Regions from separate parts of the Mus musculus genome. Here region 1 is linked to region 2. A link is a contact called in ENCODE Hi-C data. All regions are on one chromosome and are shown on one strand. Each heading gives the region's core, a stretch centred on a gene start or an enhancer-like site at or near the end of the contact. The rest is flanking DNA. Distances are from core to core; before and after follow the strand shown.

What was found. A loop is a pair of places that touch in the nucleus more often than their neighbours do.
Region 1: a map of gastrocnemius shows a loop between it and region 2 (11-fold over the local background). The contact joins the promoter of Zfp606 here to the promoter of Zfp551 in region 2. A Hi-C loop is called at or near these places in 15 of 37 maps with a recorded cell type or tissue (T-helper 1 cell, adrenal gland, gastrocnemius and 3 more).

The regions. Positions count from the first base shown.
Region 1 is chr7:12,476,538-12,480,223 of GRCm38, forward strand. It overlaps Zfp606 (zinc finger protein 606), which reads left to right and starts at 1,768. Exons shown (of 7, transcript NM_026112.4): 1 at 1,768-2,169; 2 at 3,127-3,209. The coding sequence starts at 3,179.
Region 2 is chr7:12,420,792-12,424,805 of GRCm38, forward strand. It overlaps Zfp551 (zinc fingr protein 551), which reads right to left and starts at 1,700. Exons shown (of 4, transcript NM_001033820.3): 1 at 1,599-1,700; 2 at 1,017-1,055. The coding sequence starts at 1,697.

The DNA of each region.
Region 1 (3,686 bases), core at 518-3,017, 56 kb after region 2:
TCACAGTCATCTATAGGATGGAACACAGGGCCCCCAATGGAGGAGCTAGAGAAAGTACCCAAGATCTGAAGGGGTCTGCAACCCTATAGGTGGAACAACAATATGAAGTAATCAGTACCCTCAGAACTCATTCTCTAGCTGCATATGTAGCAGAAGATGGCCTAGTTGGCTATCATTGGGAAGAGAGGCCCCTTGGTCTAGCAAACTTTATATGCCCCAGTACAGGGAAAGCCAGGGCCAAGAAGTGGGAGTGAGTGGGTAGGGGAGCAGGACGGGGGTAGGGTATAGGGGACTTTTTTGATAGCATTTGAAATGTAAATGAAGAAAATATCTAATAATAAATAATATCTTTTTTTCTCAATCTCTACTGATTGAAAGTTTTGCTGGGTATAGTATAATAGAGCTGGCATTGGTAGTCTCTTACTCTTTAGATTTTCATATCAGGTCTCTACATGTCCTTCACTGGCTTCCTCTTGTTACCTGAATAAAATTCAAACCATAGTTCACAACTTAGAGAACAATGGGACTTGCCTCAGTTTCCTCAAACCACCTTAATGCACCACCCCCTGATGCTGCCTCTGTACCCTGAAGCTCATCTCATTTCACTCCTACTCCTAGACTCCAATCTCCTCTAACAGGAAAAGGCCAATTTGGCTTTGAGGCCTTAACACTTGCTGTTCTCTATGCTTAAAGATGTCTTCCTCATACAGTCACTAGGTGGTTTCTTTTCTTTCAGATCTGAACACAATATCACTTTTGGATACCAGCCACCTCTGAGTGCCTCTCCCCAAAATCTCAATCCAAACACCCTGTTTTGTTTTCTTTATACTAATACTACCTAAAGATCTTTGACTTTGTTATTTTAAGTCTGTGCAGAAAATCTCTCTGTTCTTGTAACTGTATGGAAGAAAGAAATTTGCAGTTTCTTAGGGTTTAGTAATGATACATGTATTTGCTCAAGAAATACTAGCAAAGAAGTGTCTCAAACTGCAAGTTACTATGCCTTTTGCAACTGACGTTTCTTAAGACCAAGAGACAAAAGGAAAGGGGAAAAGTTAGTTCAAAGCTATCACTTTACATTTTCAGGGACTGATAATAAAGAACCTTTATTGTCTTTTAAAGATGGTAAATTTTATGAAATTCAATCACTTAATGCCAGTTTCAAAAAATTCAGTATGTCAGTATAAAACAGGATATGAATTTACGTTCCAAAATAAGACTTGATGGCTCTGTTCAAGTTTGAACTCTCATGTCATATTTGATCTAAAGGCATCAGGAAACAAAAATGAAGATAAAGATTATGGTTTGTATATTTTTGTCACCTCCAAAACTCATGCATTGAAATTTAATCTCCAACAATCATATGCAAGGGGCCAGTCAGAATTATGTTCTTCGTCTAAAAATAAAATAAAGGTATAATAACAACCACGTTCTCAATTTTGTCAAGGTTGAGGGAAGTGCTTCCTAGAGATCACTCACCCTCATCAAGCTCCGACTTTAAAGTAGCTACCTTGCTTGAGCTGCAATTTTACTGAGACTCAAACTGAGGTCCTGGCCTACCAAACTATCCTGCTGTCATCACCTGGGGAGTGATGGCAAATGAGAGAACCACCGCCCTTCTAGGCCTCGGAAACAAGCGGAACCTAAGAGTCTGGGTGCTTCAAGAGCGGTACTTGGGAAGAATAGGCTCTGAAAATGGCCTTGGCCGACTTCCGGTAGCAGCGAGAAGCGCGTCTCTTTGAAACTACAACTCCCAATAGTCCTCGCGGTGTGTCCTGGTCGACTCTGGGGGGTGCGGCCGCCATTGTCCGCGGCCAAAGTAAGGCCTTATTCCGGACCGAAGGGCTACCGATGTCGTTGTCACGGAGAGCCTGGCAGGTCGTTGGAACGGCCACGGAGAAGCGGCGCCTGCGGCCAGGGCTGGCTCAGTGCCGGGGTGCAACGGGTGCCTTCTCTTCTCTCGCCGACTCGGTGCCCCCATTGCCCTCGACCCTCCAGGTCCCGGGTCTGGGTGCGCTGTTTCTACAGACTGGGAAAGGCCGGCCCTAGTGGGCCGAGTCGGCCAGGCCTGGGACGTTGTCTCGGTGCAGGACAGAAGCCAGACGCTCGGTGCAGCAGCCCCGAGCCAGCTCAGCCGCAGTGCAATCAGGGCCAGTGGCCGCGAGCCAGGTAAGGCGGGAAGCTTGCTGAAACCAGCGCCTGGAGCGACCTGGTTGCGGAGGCCCTGAAGGAGAGCCAGGCTCTTAACCGGTCCCTTCCAAGCAAAGATCTGTAAAGGGCGTCAAACCTGACTTGGGAAAGGCTCAGGTTCTTTTAAATTTGAAGTGACAAGAGGGTGTGTGTGTGCTGTCCCGTTAGGGTGTGCGTGCATGGTTCTTGCAACTTGCTTGCCTTGAGTTATGGGGGGGGGGGGGGGGGGTGTAGGATTCTTACAACTTGCTTGCCTTGAGCTTTGTTTGACTCAAATCCTAGGGTATCTGAGTCTCTCTCTGTAAGTGTGCCAGTGCTTAGTACCAAACTCAGTACCAAGCGGTTGCGGACCTCACACAAAGACCCGGAATCCATGCATTTGTGGGGTCTGACTCTAGACTTTTTTTTTTTTTTTTTTTTTTTTTTTTGTCTCTGACGCGACTACGGGAGGGGAGAGGGGATCGATGGGCTTGAGTCTGGAAGATCTTGCAGGTGGTGATGGCTGTTGTTTGGCTTTAACCTTTGCAGACGATCACACTTTATCCCAAAGTGTGTCTGTGTCAGTGATAACTATGTGGTTAGTATTAGGTATCTTCTTCAGTGGCTCTCTATCTTGGCTTTGAGACAGGGTCTCTTTCTGAACCAGGAAGCTTCTAATTCCACTCTATTGACTTGTCAGAAATTCCCAGGGATTCTCCTGTCTGCCTCCCCATTGCTGGTATTACTTGTGCTCCACTTACTGCACAATGTGTGTGTGTGTGTTTGTGTGTGTGTGCGCGCGCGGTTTTTTTGTTTGTTTGTTTTTATCATGCTTCTTAGGGGTCTTGTTAACTTTGTGGATGTGTTCTCTTTGTTTTTGTTCTCGCTGGACTTTTTGTGAGACTGGACCAATTTTGCCTTTTTTTTTTTTTTTTTTTTTCTTCGCTTTGTCTCTAGGCTGATACTTGCAGTGCTCCTGGGCAGGACCCTGGCTGGTTAATCCTCAGGAATGGCTGCCATCAACCCATGGCCCTCCTGGGGTGAGTCCAAATCTTGCTTTTTTTTTTTTTTTTTTTTTTTTCCTCTGCACCTTTCCCTACAGGAGGCTTACTGTAGGTCAGGGCTGAGAAAGGGCTGCCAGCTTTGGGAGATAATAGACAGTCTAGCTGTCTTGGTACAAAATTAGAACAGGGTAGTCGTTAAGAGGAAATGTATTCGTAAACAACAAGGTAAGTTTTGTATATTTGATAGTCAGCTTCTAAAACGGACCTCTATAAGATATTCTAGTAACTCATAGAACTCTTTTGAAGACAATATATACAGTCAAAATGTTTTTAGTTCTCTTGTGTTTTTCACCGTTAATACTGTATTTCACTTATTAATATTAATCTGTATTTTTAAAACAATGTTAATAATGATATGTGATAGTTTTATCTTTGTTTTCATCACCATAGACATCAAGGCAGTATCCTACTTAAAATTAAGAATTAGGTGGTGATACATCTTATCAGAAACGT
Region 2 (4,014 bases), core at 450-2,949:
TTCTGTTAACAGACTAACCTCTAAAACTATAAGCCAACCTCAATTAAATGTTTCCTTTCTAAGAATTGCCAGAGTCATGGTGTCTTTTCACTGCGATAAAGCCCTAAGACACCCACCAACAATTACCAGTGGAAGCCGGGTATTATAACTCATGCCTATAATTCCAGTACTTAGGAGACTGTCACAAGTTCAAAGCTAGCTTGAGCTACATTGTGATGCACTAGACCCCTTTCAGCCCAGTATAAAGAGCAGAGATAGTCGAAGTGATCAGACCAGATGTGATGCCTAGCAAAGACACTAAAACCTGTCACACTATCTCCAAGTTTATACCATGTGCTCTAGGGTTCCAGTTTCCTAGAGTCATCAATCCATGCTGGGGTGGGTTTTGTTGACACGGCTATCTAATGTTCCCTCACTCATACTCCTGTAAGTAACCCCAGTAAAGCTCACTGGCTTACCAAGTTGTACTTTGGTCTGTCCTCTCTTCCCTATCTGGGACTCCTAGATGCTTGTTCATGTCTCCACAGAATTACTGTCTACACAACACCATTTCCCTTCTTCCACAGTCGGTTTCCCGTGCAGCAGCCGGCAACAAGGAGCCTGAGGAGAATAAGTTGGCTTGCCAGCCTTCTCCACACCCAAATTTCCCATTGTCATTTCTACATATAAAGTACACATTCTGCTTTTCAGAGAATTATTCTGGGTCTGACACCTTCACCTCACTGATCCTTATTCTAAGGAGAAAGATCTTTCTGCACATGCCTAAGTAATTCAGTCTCCCCTTCAGGCACAGGCACATACTGGCACACACCGTGGGAGAAGCAACCTTCTACACTTCTGTTCACACTTGCCAAGAATTTCATACAACTCACAGCCTACACATCTCTGGGTTATGTACCTAACCTGTTCAAGACTGCAAGGCACCAGGCTACTAGGGCACACTGAGATAATAGACCAAGGACACCACTAACCTAAAACCTGTTGGTAGCATGAGGGTAATGGCAGGATCCACTTACCAGGCCAAGCTCCATAACTGGTTCTGAAGTCAGGGGAACCTGAAAAAAGGAGGAGGCTCTTAGAATCTAGCAGCCATAGGCGGTCTTCACAGGCTTCAGTCACACAGTGACCCTGATCACCGTGGGGTCAGAAGGCCTGGGATTACTACAAATCTGTCTATGCAGTGGTCCACAATTCTGAATCTCACCTGAGAGCTGTCACACCGGTGGCACAACTCTCTCCTGCCCCTCATATCTCCTCCTGTTTGTCCTTGCTCTGAGTAACTTCAGGAAAATTTAGAATCCTATTCCCGAATAGGATCTCTGTTCACAATTCTCACTGGCTCCCGGTGTCTGAAGAATTAAACTCAAATTCCTCAGGTGCAAATCGACCTCACAACTGCTTCTACAAACACTTGGCTACTAGGACTCAAAATCTTCCCTGCCTAGCAGCCCTTTCAGGAGGCATCCCTCTGCAACACTCACAAACCCCTGCACACAGCTGTTCTGCTGCCAGGAGCACCAACTAGGAACTTCAGGGTCATGATGGGGCCTCTTCCGGGGCTCTAGCGCTCGGGTGACAGCGCAAGACGCAGCACTTACCTGGGCTATGTTCCTGTGCATGGCCACAGCCATTGGATTCTGTAGAGGAAGCAAGGACCAGGTCGCCGAGGTCTCTTCCCTAGGCCTGGCTCGGGGCATGTGGGCGGAGTCGCTGGGCCTCAGCAGGGCCTCTGTAACACAGAGCAGCTCTTTGCGCTCTGCCATAAGAACTGCCCACCTCGCCGAGCTTCCAGTTAGGTAAACAAACCTCAGAAACGCCTAAACGACCACCAAAAAGACCACGCTGGAAATCTAGCTCCAGACACGAACCGCGCACTAGTCCACAAACACACACCCCAAAAAATAATAATACAAATAAATGCCGAATTTCCACGGGCTCAACTCCACCCCCATCGTCTCGCGTATTGCATCCCGGGAAATGTAGTTTCCGTCGCTCCCCAGGCAGGTACCCTGCCCCCAAGCCTGACCCCTATGAACTTAGTTTAAAAGAAAACAGGCATGCTTATATGAGTTTGTGACTACAGCTTTCTGGCGAGGAAAGATACTTAAATAAAACTGTTTCAGTATTCCTGGGATCTGTTGTATGGCTGATAGCCACTGTGATGATGTCTTATTTCAGACACCATGAAGTTCTTTGTGCATCAAGAGGCTATAAAGAAACAAATTCAAATGAACATATTCCGTATAGTAGTTTAGGCACTATATGTGTGCTTGTGTATCTGTATATTTATGTATACACTCAGGGACTCCATGATGCAGTTCTCAAGAGGTCATCCCATCCATGATGGATGAGACTTTATGGTATTTCAGATATTCGTGTCACCCATGTGCCTTTAAGAACCCCTCACCAGTGCTCACACACAAATGCTCTCTCTCTCTCTCTCTCTCTCTCTCTCTCTCTCTCTCTGTGTGTGTGTGTGTGTGTGTGTGTGTGTGTGTACATCATACATACATACCTATACCCATGCCTGTACCCGTACTTGTACACATACACATATGTGTGCAAAAACTGTTGGCTTGGCTATAATATGCATTTTTATTGCTGTTCAAACGCTTTCATTCAAAATCATTGATAACTAAATTTTTAACTCCCTGTATACTCAGTTAATGACAAGACAAAAACAATGTTAATTGGGTACATTGTATGGAAGATAAGGAACAATGTTTTGACTACCGTAGATCAGAAGCTAAAGGGACATCTTTGCCTCTTGTTCCCACAGACAGCTGCTTTCCTACCTATTTTCTAGTGATTGTGCCTAATGCGCAGATCCAATTTTATATTTTTCATTTAGTATGTCTTGTTCAACTTCCAAAGAAGCAGTTGCCTTAAGAATTTATAAATTCACTATGTCTTCCAGTTGCCCCAAATATATATTTGTCAAGAAACTGCTGAATGAAATTTTTTAAAAATTTAAAAATGCCTTGCTCCTAGATATGGTGGAGGAGGTTTGTTGTACACATGAGGAGAGCATTGCCAGACAGAGTCCAGAGTGAACATGACCCTGAGATAGGCAGTGCTAGGAGAGAGGGTAGGGGAGAGGAGAGATAGGAGAGACAAGAGTAGAAAAACAGATCAAGTAACCAAAATGGCTGGATTATATAGTGAAGGGCAGCTGGAGGGAGGGCAGCCCACTTCCTGAACTGGAAAGTCATACCCTGCAACAGGTAGGGACTAAAGGAGAACCGGGTAGCCAACTCCACTTTGATTATGTTAAATAGGTACCTCAGTTAGCTCTTTGTTCCAGGTTTGAGGCCCAACATCTGGAATTTAAGCTAGATAGATGGGTCATCAGTTAAGAGTACTGGCTGCTCGTGCAGAATAACCAGGTTCAATTCCAAGTAGCTATATGGTGGCTCACAACTTTCTGTAACTTCACGTCCAGAGGATCTGATCCCCTCTTCTGACCTCTGCAGGAACCAGTCCTACAAACAATCCACGGATACACATATAGGCAAAATACCCATACCCGTTAGATTAAGTTTTAAAAAATGGAATTCATCACCAGATGTGGCCTAGTTTATATCCCTGATGAAATGACTCATTAGTCCATACATATACAATTTAATTCCTGGTTTTCAAAAGATACAATGTAATAATTATTTAAAATATTTGTCTTTGGGTCTGAAAAGATAACCCAGTGGTTAAGGGCATTTGTTGTTCTTGTAGAGGGCAGGATTCATTTTTCAGCACCCGATCTTTAGCTGATGTTCCAGGGAACTTAACAATTTCTGGTCTTCACAGGCACCTGAAAATACATGGTACACATACATACATGCAGGCAAACACCCTCTCACAAAGCTTAGGAAGAAAACTTTTAAGACACCTGAGACTTTAGTCCTCTGAGAGTTTGGTTCAACATTTTAGAACCCAAACTTCCAGGACATCTTGAGTCCAACAGAAGTATCTATAAGACCTAAAGCCTATTTGTTTACACAGACAGCTGTGTTCATTTAA